Regions from separate parts of the Mus musculus genome. Here all the other regions are linked to region 2. The links are chromatin contacts, found by Hi-C or POLR2A ChIA-PET in ENCODE. All regions are on one chromosome and are shown on one strand. Each heading gives the region's core, a stretch centred on a gene start or an enhancer-like site at or near the end of the contact. The rest is flanking DNA. Distances are from core to core; before and after follow the strand shown. Region 1 holds the start of Leng9 (leukocyte receptor cluster (LRC) member 9). Region 2 holds the start of Zfp787 (zinc finger protein 787). Region 3 holds the start of Tfpt (TCF3 (E2A) fusion partner).

Region 1 (4,027 bases), core at 100-2,599, 2.0 Mb after region 2:
GTAGGGTGGTGCCACTTCTAGTTGGGGTGCCACCAACTAGAAGTCAAGTTGTCAGTGATGCTCCTTTAAGAGTTTGAATACGTATTCATGTAATGCCCCTCCCCAAAGGCGGAGTCTCTACCACAGTCCTATTCATCCCTCAAACCTTGACCGATCCTCACTACCACCTGGATAAAGTCCAACACCCGTGACAGCTGCTATCTGGCATAAAGAGTCACAGTCGCCTGGCCATCCACTTCCCTCCAGGTGCACTCTGACTGGGCGGCGCTTCCCTGCAAAGGGAAGCGGTTGGCGAGCCTTTGGAGCCACGAGGGTGTGGTTCCCGTGGGAAGGGCTTCAGGTCCCACCAACTGTGTGTCGCCCTGCGGGAGGCTGTTGCGTTACAAATCTGGGCACAAAGTTCAGCCTGAGACGTCCAGATATTTTAACATCTAGAGGTGCAGGACTGCCCGAACCTATATCGGGAGGGGGGTGAAGCAAAATTCTCAAAGGTTTTCAGAGGGGAGGAACAATTAGAATTAGTCTCTGGGTTTGTTTTGGGACGGGGCTATCTTAGGTCCCTAGAGGGATAAGACCAATTTAAATTAACCGAACCAGAGGTAGAGTAAGGGTTTTTATAGTTTCCAAAAGGGTGGGTCGTATATTTCAAACGTTAGGCTGGTGACAGGAGTAAAACCCGACCTCTACAAGGAGGCACAGGAGAAACCATTTCACCATGGTTGAGTCCAGGATAAGACCAATGAGGGGCGGAGCATGTGTAAAACAATCAGGTGGAGTGAGGCCAAGGTAAAGGGGTGAGGCTCCCAGGAAAGACATTTATAAATAACTTGACAGAGGCAGAACCAGGAGTCACTTTATTCGTTATGAGGTGTGGCATGTAAGATAATCAATTGCATGGGAGCTGGCTACAAACTTTAAAGACGGTTGGGGGCGGGGCCAAGACCGCTGAGTCCCACTCCTCTCCTCCCAACGAAGCTGCGGTGTTCAGGTAAATCAGTTGCTGCCCTGCCAGGCTCCCTAGAGGTCTCGAGAGGCTGAGCAGATGCAAAGTATCTGGAGGCGGCCGGAGGGGTTGTCTAAGCCCTACCCCCACCCAGGCTGCGGAGTATATGTAAATCGGATGCGGAGAAGCCTTTCTTGGGGCCCTGACAGCGGTGGGGCACTTGTCAAGTATTTGCTAAACTGTCTCGCTAAAGTCCCCAAAGGGAGAAGTTGTATGGAATAAGACGTGACTCCCTGGATGTCCAGAGAGAAGCTTGACGCACACATAAATTGGCTGGTTGGGCGGGGCCAGGCTCTTTAAGACTCCCTGAGGGGCTGGACATATGTAAATCATTTCAGGCGGGGCAAGAGGGGGTTCCCAGTGGCTTACAAACCCGGTACGCGTAAATAAACTGGACTTGAAATTAGAGCTCCAGAGCCCGTGTTACATTCTGACGCCCTGCCTGGTCCTTTGGCCTCCTTCCACCTGAGGCGGGAGGGGTTCCTGGCGTCACAGTTGGAGATCAACGCTGCAGACAGAGACCGCTTAGTGCGTGAAGGCCCATGGAGGCCTCGGCCGATTCCTCTGAGGCCCCCGCGGTCTGCCGCTTCTTCCTAGAGGGCCGCTGTCGCTTCGGTGCGCGCTGCCGTCAGCCACATCCCGGGGCCCCGGCGCCGTCCCCGGTGGTTACGCAACCGGAGGCTGGGTCCAAGAAGCCGGCTCTGCGTACTGCTGCTGACGTCATCCGACGCATCCGCTGGGACCCGCGCCTGGACCCTGCTGACTTTTCGGTGGGCTACACCGACCGCTTCCTGGGAGTGCAGGAAGAGCCATTCTGCGCCTTCTGCTGGGACGAGCCGCTGGCAGCGCTCGGACCTGGCGTGTTGGCAGTGCCGCAGCACCGCATACGCTACTTCCGCTTCCGCGGCCGCCTGGTATGGGACCGTGCCTCCCGTACTGACCTCATTTTTGGATCGGGCTCTGTGGCTGGTCGGGGACCCACTATCCTTGATGCGCTGGACGGCGGGGACGAGCATTGGACAGAGGTCACGGCAGAAATTCCCGACACAGAGAAAACAGGGGTGGGTTTAGAGGGTCTGGATACCCAGGATGCCCTTGCAGAGGCGGGTGGAAACCCGACCGGAACAGGTCTTGATTCGGGCCTGGAGACACACGAAGAGGGTGGGGCAATCAAAGAGACCAGAACTGGGCTTGATTCCAGCCTGGAGACACCTGAAGTGGATGGGCCAACCAAAGAGACCGGGCTGAATGGGACCACTGAGTTAGAAATGCCAGACCCAAGCATGAACTTCTCAGGAGTGAAGATCAGCTCAGTAGAGGAGCCCAGAGCTACATTGCTTCCACAGTGGCAGGCGCAGGGCATGGAAACGAAAGGGCTTTCTGCTGAAGAGATGGGAAATGTGTGGGATCCAGGTGTTTGGCCTGACGACAGAAGGGCCCCTCGCCAGCCCCGGCCCACACATTTTGTGGCACTGATGGTGACAGAGTCTGGGCTTAGGGCTGAGGTGGTCAAGGCCCAAGAGCATCTGGTCCGGATTGCCCCTTCTTGTGCTGAGTTCCTGGTACCAGCACAGGCCCTGCACTTGACAGTGGTCTTGCTAAGGCTGACAGGCCCTGGGGAGGAGGCTGCAGCAGCTAGAGCTCTTCGGAGAGCCATCTTGAAACCAGGGCTTCAGGCACCCTCCCAGCTACAGTTCAGGGACTTGGTTCTTCTGGGCCATCATGTGCTCTGTGCCACACCCTCCCCCACACTGACAGGTATGGCCCAAACACTGAATCAGAGGCTAGAGGCCGAAGGGCTTAGAGTGGTGCTGCTGCCAGAACTACAACCGCACCTCACCCTGGCTAAGGTACCACATGGAACCCAGGTCTGCCTCCCTAAGCCTGAGTACACCCTGAACCAGGAGCTAGGAAGGCAGCCCCTAAGTAAACTCTGGCTTTGCCGCATGGGTAGAGCAGGGCATAGCTATCTTCCCTTGGTAGAAATTTCCCTGAAATGACCGAGGTTTCATATTTCGGATAAAACAGGCCAAGCAGAAACAGGTTCTCGCTCTCTCTCTTTAATTTTGGTTTCAAGCTTCCAAAATGTACTGTACTCAATGCTCAAGGAGAATGAAGGAAGGGAGGGGAGAGGGAGGGAGGGAGGCAGGGAGGCATCTGGGAAAAAGCAGCCTGACAGTCCAGCTGTTTGCAACCTCATAGCACATCCTCCAGTTACATGGCAGAAGGGGGAGGGGTAAAAAGAAAAGGGGAGAAGGAAGAAAAGTAACTTAAATAAACACACACACAGAGAAAAGAGAAGGAAACATGACGTGAGTTGGTGATCCATGAAGGCAGAGGGGAGGAAAGAAGGGAGGGTAACCATTTTACCTGTGTTGAACCAGGGAGTGGGAAGGGAAGAGGCAGGAGGGAAAGAAAAAAAAAAAATCAGAAGAAACATTGGGGCAGAGGGAGGAAGGGACACGGAGACAACTTAATACAACTTGAGTAAGACGAGGCAGCCCGGCCGGCATGGTCCCGCGAAGGCCTTGGAGTCCTCAGTGCGGTGTGGCGCTGGTCTGGTTGTGTCGGTGGTGCTGGCTGGAGTTTCTGGGGTGAGGAGCTGAAGGTGGGGCATAGTCTTTAAGTGGCTTCCCTCACCCCAAACACTGAGGCCCCAACGGCTGGGCAGCAAGAGTCTATGAAGAGGCAGCCGAGGCAATGGGTGTGGCCGGCTGGTGCCCCACTGCAGCGGGTGCGGCCTGGACAGCCTGTCTTCTTTCTGCTGGCCCCAGCGTGGGATGGGCCGACGCAGAGTCAGGCGCTGGACTACGAGCTCGAGAGAGAGAGAGAAAACACTGAGACAGCGTTAGTGGAGGTGACAGGTGCACACAGAACCTGTAGCCCCGCCCCACCCTGCTCCACTATACACTCCCAATTATCCCCTCTGAGACAAAAAATAAAAATGTAGAAAAAAATCTCTGTACAGGTCCCCGGTGGGAAACGGGGGCAGGGATGCTGGCTCTTCCTGGAGCCTACTCCCCA
Region 2 (4,122 bases), core at 1,232-3,731:
CTTCCGGTACTGCATCCATGTGCATACTTTGGCATACATGCATGCCCATAAATTATTTTAAAAATGTAAAAAAAAGATTGACGACCAATTTGAGGGGATCTAGATGGATCTAGACAAGCCTCCAACATACTGTGGGAGATATTTAGATTAGGGTAACTGAGATAGAAAGACCCACATTACCTATGGGTGGCACTGCTCCATGGGCTGGGGTTTCTGGAGAGCTGAGTGCCAGCATTCACCCGTCTGTTTCCTGACTGTGGTTGCAATGCCATGATGGACGGGATCTTCAAACTGTGCGTTCAAGTAAATCCTTTCCCCTTAATTGGCTCTGGTCAGGCATTCTGCTGCAGCAAAGAGGAGAAGTAACTTATTACAGAAATAGCCTAGGAATTGGCTGCGTGGGTAATAGTCTTTAACTTTGCTTTAGATTGAAATCGGGAAGAGTCAGCAAGCTCATAAAATTCATATGGATCATAGAACTCAGAGAGTTACAAGATTCAATAGCTATGGCCAGGAAAATGGCTCAGGTAGTAGAGTGTACTTGCTGCCAAGCTTGACAACCGGAGTTAGACTCCCAAGACTCACATGATAGAAGAGGACCAACCAACTCCTGATAGCTGTTCTCTGACCTTACATGCACATGCATGGACACACACACACACACACACACACACACACAGTGCCTGCAAACCCCAGAAATGGAAAAAAAAATAATCCCACACAAATCAGATACAAAAAGTGACTTGAGGATAGCTGGCTGGAGTTAGAGAAGGAGTACACCCTGAGCATCACGGTGGAGTCATAGTGGGAAAGGAGATAAGGAGATAGGAGGGGCAAAACAGAATTGCACATTTACTAGAGTTTAAACAAAAACAAAAACAAAAAAAGATAAAGTTTGGAGAGACAAGAGAAAGCCTGGGGTGCCCAGAGCCTTGGTTCCTTGTAGTTGTCACTGAAAGTGGCACAAAGCTGTTCCCGTTAGGGTTTCGTGGGTACTAGGTGAGTGTGTACCCCTGAGCCTTTGAGGCTCACCATGGAGAAAATATGTATCTTCAGATTACTTGGTTTAGCATTCTAAGAATTCCTCTGTGTGGCCCAGGACTCGGGATGGAACAGTAACTACCGTGGCTGTGTCTGATGCTGCCAGTTTGCCTTTTAGTTTTGTTAGCTTTGAGCCAGGAAGGGATAGTTAATTTTTTTTTTTTTTTTTTTTTTTACTGTCCTCCGTTTACTCTTTACCTTTGGGGCCATTTTAATACCCCTGCTGTGGGTTCGCCTTTAGCCTTTTGATCAGTTACAAGCAGCCTGTGATCTTTATCACCCGTTGAAAGGTCCTGGCTGGTTTATCTTTAATCTAACCACGGAAGTCCAGCGCTTGAACATGAATTACAGGCAGTTTGGACATTTTCCATTACAGGGCTCAGCATAGGCCTCCTCTTGAATTTTCTAACTCTCTACACATCCTTAACAGTCTGCTGAGCAAAGACTTCTGGAGCACCTTGCTAAGGAGATGGCTATGCTTTCCATTTTCTTAGCTTGTCCTCAGGTGTCATGTATCGTTTTGCCTGTGGGCTTTGCTTCTTTAGGCTGCCCAGGATTTTCTCTGGTGCAGGAGGAGTTTGTTTAAAAAGTCCATCCCTTACTTAGTCCAAGTGTCAGCAGCACCTGACGCCTGCTTTTGTAAAGGTAGTTACGTGATGATGATACCATTTGTCTCAGAGAAGCTGACATTGACTTTCAAGTTTCAAATTGTGCCTTGGAAGCAGATATCTGTAGAGGGTCCTTTCATTCCTTTTCTTCATCATCAGCATCCTCCAAACTGTGATGGACCTTTCTTCTAGGAGAGTAATAAGTCATAAACACTTAATTTGGAGCCCTACTCTGAAGGTTCGAGGTCATTCTTGCTATGTCACTTAGTAAGGTAATGTGACCTCTGGTTCTCTGCAAAACAGGCCGATTTCAAGATGAGGTCGTCCCAAAATGCAACCCGCACCGGAGGCTCGAGCGGAAACATTTTGGGGAAAAACTCCAGATCTCGTGAACCGAATTTTTTCTTGAGACCGGCGTTGGCCTGGAAGCGCCCCGGGGCGGAAGGGGTTACGATGATAGAGACGACAGGAGGACTGGAGTAGTGGGAGCGTCGCCGCGGGCAGCTCACCGCGCAGGCGCGAGCGACGAGGCTGGGTTGGGGGCCGCCCCGACACCCGGAAGTGTGCGCCTAACGGGTCGAGCCCAGCCTTCTGTCCGGGGAGGGGGCGGGGCCCGAGCCCCTCGGAGCGAGGCGCCATAGAGCAAAACGGAGGACCTGGGTCCTAGATAATTCCGGAAGTAGCGTCCCGAGGCGCCTTTCCGTACCATAGAGCCGGAGGGGGTAGCGGTCAGGGGTCCTGGAGCTCCTCTGCCTAGAGTGGCGAGGTAGCGGTGGCGGCCTGGGAGGGGGAGGAGAGGGAGAGGCGCGAGCGGAAGCGGCCGGGAAGGTCACTTCCGGCCTGGGCGCCCGTCCCCCTGACCCCAGGGTCTGAGTCGCCGCTGCCGCCGCTGCCACCATCCGCGAGGCAGGCGAGAGGAAGAGTGCGGCGTGACGGCCCCGGGGCCGCGGAGGTGAGGGCGGCCGCGGGCTCAGGGGGGCGTGCGCCGAGTGGCTGGGATGAGAGCGCGTCGGGAAGCTGGGCTTCGGACGGGGGTGGGTGGGGAGGCGGGAGGGCGAGCGCGGCAGAGCGGACTAGTGCGCGTGCGTGTCGTGTTAGGGGTGTGTGTGGGGGGGGTGGGCGTGAGCGGGCGCGCGGCCGGGGAGTTCGCGCGCGCGCGCGGGAGAGATTGGCGCCGCGGCCTGGGACAATGCGCGTGCGCTACTCCGGCGGCAGTGCTGGGCCGGCAGGCACCTGGGTTATCCAACCGGTGGGGTCCGGGCCACCCGGACTGGACTTGCAGCCGGTCATGGCCGGAAGTGCCAGGGACTTGTTGCGGGGGCGAGGCTTGATGTGGGGAGAGACCCCGCCGCCTGGATTGGGCTGACCGGAAACGGCGGCCCATGGTCAGTCTCGGCCCAAGTTCTCCCAAGTCCTCTCCTTCCTCAAATCGAGTCGCCTGGCCCGTTGCTGCCTCGGGGGCCATGCGCTGGCCTTTGATCCAGCGAGTAATTACGGGATGCAGGTGGCGGGAGGCTCATTCATCTATTTCCCCCGCGCGTGCTGACCGGCGGCAGGAAACACGTCCTGGGAGGGGAAGCGCCAGGCCAAGGTCAGCACCGTGTGGGTCGTCCTGGGCCGCCTGGACTGTTGCCTTCCTCCCCTGGGCGGACACAGGGCTGGGTCCAGCGCGGAGCCCCGCCCCTTAGCAGACCTCCCGCCTCCACCTCCAATCTGTACAAGAGTTAGGTCATAGGGTGACCCCCAAGCCCCGGGAATGTGTGCCCCAGCACTTACAAAAGGTCAGTCGGAAAAGTGATCCACAGACGAAGAAGTGAGTGGGGAGTGAACTGACACCTGTCTTAACACCAGGATAGGAAAATGAACATGAACTGGGGTTGGAAAGCAGGAGCTGAGACCTGACCCAGGACGACCTTAGGCGTTATTGCCCAGGTCGTTATTAAAAACGCAGACCTGATGGGTTCCCCCAACCCCTTAATTTCTGATTCAGGCTCCATGTTTGGCGTTGTTGAGAATCTAGCTGAGATCTGGCCTCTGCTCTGGGGAAAGCTTTAAGCCTCTTGGGTCAAGTGCAGGTAACTTTCCCCTCCTGCTTCTCTGGAGTCACTGAGTGCTGTGCTGCCATGGCCCAGAGAACTTTCACATTAGATTCTGACTTGGTTTATCTCATGTGTTCTCCATCTGAGCAGAGAAGGGTATATCCTCAGGCTTGGCCCATGGTGAAATTCAAGAATGATTTGCAGCTACTGGGAATATTGCCCACGAGCTCTGAAGCTCAATTCCTCGCTTCAGCTCCTAAGTTCTGCAGCCATAGATAAGAAATTTCATGCCATTCCTCACGAGGACACAATAGAGGTGTTAAAGTGATACACCCAGAGCAAGGGTTTTCATACTTTTGCTTTCAGGCAAAAGTTCAAAAAGTCTCTGGAGCCAGCTCCTGAGTTCCAATTTTGGCTCGTTTATGGTTCCGTGA
Region 3 (3,916 bases), core at 598-3,097, 2.5 Mb after region 2:
TCAAATTCCAACAGGGGGCACTTCTTCCCTGACCCAATGCAGGGTTAGTCAGTCCCTTCTGTAGGGACTACAGAGTGGGCATGGTTGCTTCTGCCTCACACTCAGGAGGCTGAAAAAGGATGGTTGCTGAGAGTTCAAGGCCACTATAGGCTACCTAGTAACTTCTAGGCCAGTCTGAACTTCAGAGTGAAACCTTGTCTCCATATTTAAAAATATACGTACATACATGTGTACACACCCTGTCTGTGGATGTGGAAAAGGTCCTATAGTTCAGAGAACCCAGAGACAAGTCTTCTCACAATTAGAAAACACATCAGTTTTATAGTACAATATGCATGTTTATTTTTCTTTCTTCCTTTTTTTTAAACATAGGTGTTGTCTCACTTTCTTCTAAAAAAAATGTATGTATGCGTTTTGCCTGATGTGCATAATATATATATAATGCCCATGGAGAGCAGAAGATGTCAGATCACCAAGAACTGGAGTTACAGATAGTTATGACCCATGTGGATGCTAAGAACTAAACCCAAGACCTCTGGAAGAGCAGCAGATACTCTTAACTATCTCTCCAACTCCATGAATGTACCTATTTCTGAGACAGGGTTTTACCCAGGCTGACTCTGACCAGACTGGACTTGAACTCATTCATGTACCTGCTGCCTCAGTCTCCTAAGTGGTGAGATATAAACACATATCATGTCTGGGTACAATGCAGTATGTTTTCAGAGGGTCAGTAACTGGATTTAAAAAAAAAAAGAAGAATGAATGCTCTGAGGAAAGCTGAGGAGGGAGACACTTGGTGATAAAACCATAAGGAGCAAGAGAGTCGGGGAGTCAGAATGGGCAGAGGAAAGTGAGGGTGGGAGGCACCTTCCGACACGTTGGCTTGCTTGCTGATATACTCCTCAATCTTCATCATGATCTCAGCAAACTGATGAGGAAGGAGAGCACAGTCAGAAACTAGGCCTCTCAGAAAGAACTGCTCTCCGGCCACTCCTCCCTAGGAACGCTGACTTAAAGGGTGCCACCTCACCATCTTGCTGTCCCATAGCTTGGCAATGCTCTTGACTGAATCTCCAGAAAGATCCAGCTGGGTCTCCTCCTGTACATCCTCAATTGCTGGCTCCTCCTCCTCTTCTCCATAGCTTCCTCCTTCCTCTTCTTCTGCTGCCTCCTCGAGGTCAGCCAAGAGCTCATCAGCCAGAGACATCCCAAGGCCTATGGGAAAGGGAGAATGGGGTTCCCTAATACTGCATCTTGACCCTGTCCACTCATATCACCAGAAGGAGCACCTTCTCCCGGATCCCCTTAAGTTTCTTCTTCATCAGCTCCTGTAGCCGCACGCAGGCTCCACAGCTTGCTTAGTTCACGGAGGTTGTCTCCTGTTCCTACCCACACAGAACACAGCACATCCCTCCAGGTACCACCTGACCTGGCAACTTTTCCCCACACCTCTGGGTCTTTGAGCAACTATTCATCTTTGCCTAACCCGGCTCTTTGCTCCCTCACCCTGCCTTCAGTTCTTTCATTCCACCCGTCTGGCCCACGTGCCATATTTCAGCCTAAAGTTATGCTGTGATCCACTCACGTCTTGAATATTAGTTCTAAGGCGCTCCATACGTTTAATATTATTATTTATACTATGATTTAAGTCGCCCGCTACACTTTCTCCTCCAGTAGCTTGGCTTCCGGCCATCCCTTCTTCTCCATCACACTCACCGCTTCGATCCTCTCACAATCGTTTCCAAGAAATCTGCTTCCCCAGAGCTTCGGCTCTCTTTGATGACGTTTACTTGCCGCCGATAAATCTGTGTTTTGATTGGCCGTTTACGACATTTCCGGCAGCGTTTGGACAACAACTTTATTAGCAGCCGCCTCGCGGGACGGCGACCGGGAGTGCTGGGTTCTAGGGCTAGGGGAAGTCGTACGTCGCCGTGGATTGAGCCTGCTAAACAGAGATTCGCTTTGGCTAGTCGACACTGCGACAAGACAGGAGTAAAGAAGGTGACAACGTGGACGATCGGTGCAGGCGCTAGAGGATAAACCGAAGGCTTCAAGCCGCAATTTGGAGTCGGGTGCAAACGAAGGCAGAGTAGGAAACTTTAATTCCCAGTTTTCCTGTGTCGCAAGGCCTGATGGGAGAGGTAGTTTTGCGCAAGACTCCACCTCTCTGAGGCTTGAGGTGTCTCTTGACCAGAGAAATGGAGTTGGAACAGAGAGAGGGGTGAGTAGCTGAGCTTTGTGTAAACGGGGACTCCAAAAACAGCAACGATCGGCTGTAGTGCTCTCAGGGACGATGGGGAAGTTCGTGCAGTTGCTTTCTTTTCGAATCTCTGTGGGAGAACCGGAGGCAGTACTGGAGCATCGTAGGGGAGATTTGGAATTTGCTGTTCTTATGGATCTGAGAGCAAGGAGATTGGAGTGTGGGCTCCAAAGTCTGAGGGAGGAGGCTAGGGTCTGATTCCTCATTGTTAGGGACGAGGACTGGGGCCTGGATCCCTGGCAGTGACCAAGAAGGGCTAGGGTCTGGGCTTCTTGGTAGGAGGGAGGAGGGCTAGAGTCTGGGCTGCTGGGTGTGATGGAGGAGAGGGCTAGGATCTGGGCTCCAGGCTGGGGCCTGGACCTAAGTCCCCCTGGGAGGGACTTGGAGAGCCAGAATATAGGCTCCTAAAACTTCTTGGCCCTACAGGACCATGGCAGCCGTGGGCTTTGAAGAGTTCTCAGCGCCACCAGGCTCAGAGCTGGCTCTGCCTCCCCTGTTTGGTGGCCACATCCTAGAAAGTGAGCTAGAGACAGAAGTGGAATTTGTGTCCGGTGGTCTGGGTGATTCAGGACTCCGGGAGCGAGATGAAGAGGAAGAGGCAGCCCGGGGTCGAAGGCGTCGCCAGCGGGAACTAAATCGTAGAAAGTACCAGGCACTAGGTCGGCGCTGCCGGGAGATCGAGCAGGTAGGTAAGTGTGGATTCCCATTTGGGGGTCCTCTCGCCAGAACTGCCGCCTCGCTGCCGATGCCAACACCACCCCCTCCTCATACCGCCTCCTCCTCCTCCTCATGTCCTTCTTTTTCCCTTTCCTTTTGTACTTGAACAAGTGAACAGATCCATGTGGGTCTAAGTCTGTGCCAGGCACCCTAAGTAGTCTCTTCCAGAATATTTATATTCATTACTTTTCTTGTTGTGACCTGGGAAAAGCAACTTGGGGAAAGGCTTACATTGACTTGGAGTTTAAGGATCTGTGGCGGCAGAGAAGACACAGTGTCAGGGGCATGAGACAGTTGGTGATGTTGCATCCATAGGCAGGAAGCAGAGAGATGGAGAGATGACTACTGGCACTCAGCTTGACTTTCCCTTTTTATTCAGTTTATTCCAGCCCATGATATGGTGCTGCCCACATTTAGAGTAGATCTTCCTACCTCAATTAACCCACATGCCAAAGACATGCATAGGGTCTTGTCTCTTAGGTGATTTTTAGATCTTGTCAAGTTGAAAAATCAGTAATAACCATCACAGCATCAGATACTCTGCCTCTGGTATGTCACAGGTGACTCTCAGATTTCATTCACAGCCTCTCACCTAAGGCACCTCCAGGCTTGCCTACTCTGCCTCTTGAACCTCACTTGGGTCCTTCTTTTCTCAGATTAACTCATCGCGTGAGTCTTTAGTTCACCTCCTTAGTAAGAAGGAGGAAGGAGCTATGGGCAGAATGTAAGTAGGTCTTAGTAAGTCAGGAACACCAGAGAAGAAGTTTGGAATTTGCGCTTTGGATGAATGGGAGCTGGCAAGGGGTTTGAAACTAGTGCACAGACAGGAGGTGGAGGGGGGTGATAGGAGGGCTGGGGTGGAGGGCAGTGTCTCAGTTTCTCCTTTTCATGAGGACAAAGTTCAGGTTGGGCTCTGCACCAGTGACTTCTGTTGAG

The links. A loop is a pair of places that touch in the nucleus more often than their neighbours do. ChIA-PET counts read pairs that join two places held with the same protein, here RNA polymerase II (POLR2A).
Region 1: POLR2A ChIA-PET joins it to region 2 with 12 read pairs in embryonic stem cell. The contact joins the promoter of Leng9 here to the promoter of Zfp787 in region 2. A Hi-C loop is called at or near these places in 1 of 37 maps with a recorded cell type or tissue (regulatory T cell). POLR2A ChIA-PET finds 5 or more read pairs at or near these places in 1 of 5 experiments (embryonic stem cell).
Region 3: a map of regulatory T cell shows a loop between it and region 2 (4-fold over the local background). The contact joins the promoter of Tfpt here to the promoter of Zfp787 in region 2. A Hi-C loop is called at or near these places in 2 of 37 maps with a recorded cell type or tissue (T-helper 17 cell and regulatory T cell).

The regions. Positions count from the first base shown.
Region 1 is chr7:4,147,194-4,151,220 of GRCm38, reverse strand. It overlaps Leng9 (leukocyte receptor cluster (LRC) member 9), which reads left to right and starts at 1,349. Exons shown (of 1, transcript NM_175529.3): 1 at 1,349-3,038. The coding sequence starts at 1,546. The coding sequence ends at 3,003. Leng8 (leukocyte receptor cluster (LRC) member 8) reads right to left here. Exons shown (of 16, transcript NM_001374609.1): 16 at 3,048-4,027.
Region 2 is chr7:6,154,324-6,158,445 of GRCm38, reverse strand. It overlaps Zfp787 (zinc finger protein 787), which reads left to right and starts at 2,481. Exons shown (of 3, transcript NM_001013012.2): 1 at 2,481-2,601. Gm36371 (a long non-coding RNA gene) reads right to left here and starts at 1,227. Exons shown (of 2, transcript XR_391130.2): 1 at 181-1,227.
Region 3 is chr7:3,627,860-3,631,775 of GRCm38, reverse strand. It overlaps Tfpt (TCF3 (E2A) fusion partner), which reads left to right and starts at 1,847. Exons shown (of 6, transcript NM_001290381.1): 1 at 1,847-2,224; 2 at 2,690-2,948. The coding sequence starts at 2,202. Prpf31 (pre-mRNA processing factor 31) reads right to left here and starts at 1,791. Exons shown (of 14, transcript NM_027328.4): 1 at 1,720-1,791; 2 at 1,034-1,218; 3 at 871-931. The coding sequence starts at 1,210. It overlaps Gm15927 (a long non-coding RNA gene), which reads left to right. Exons shown (of 6, transcript XR_003946711.1): 6 at 373-705.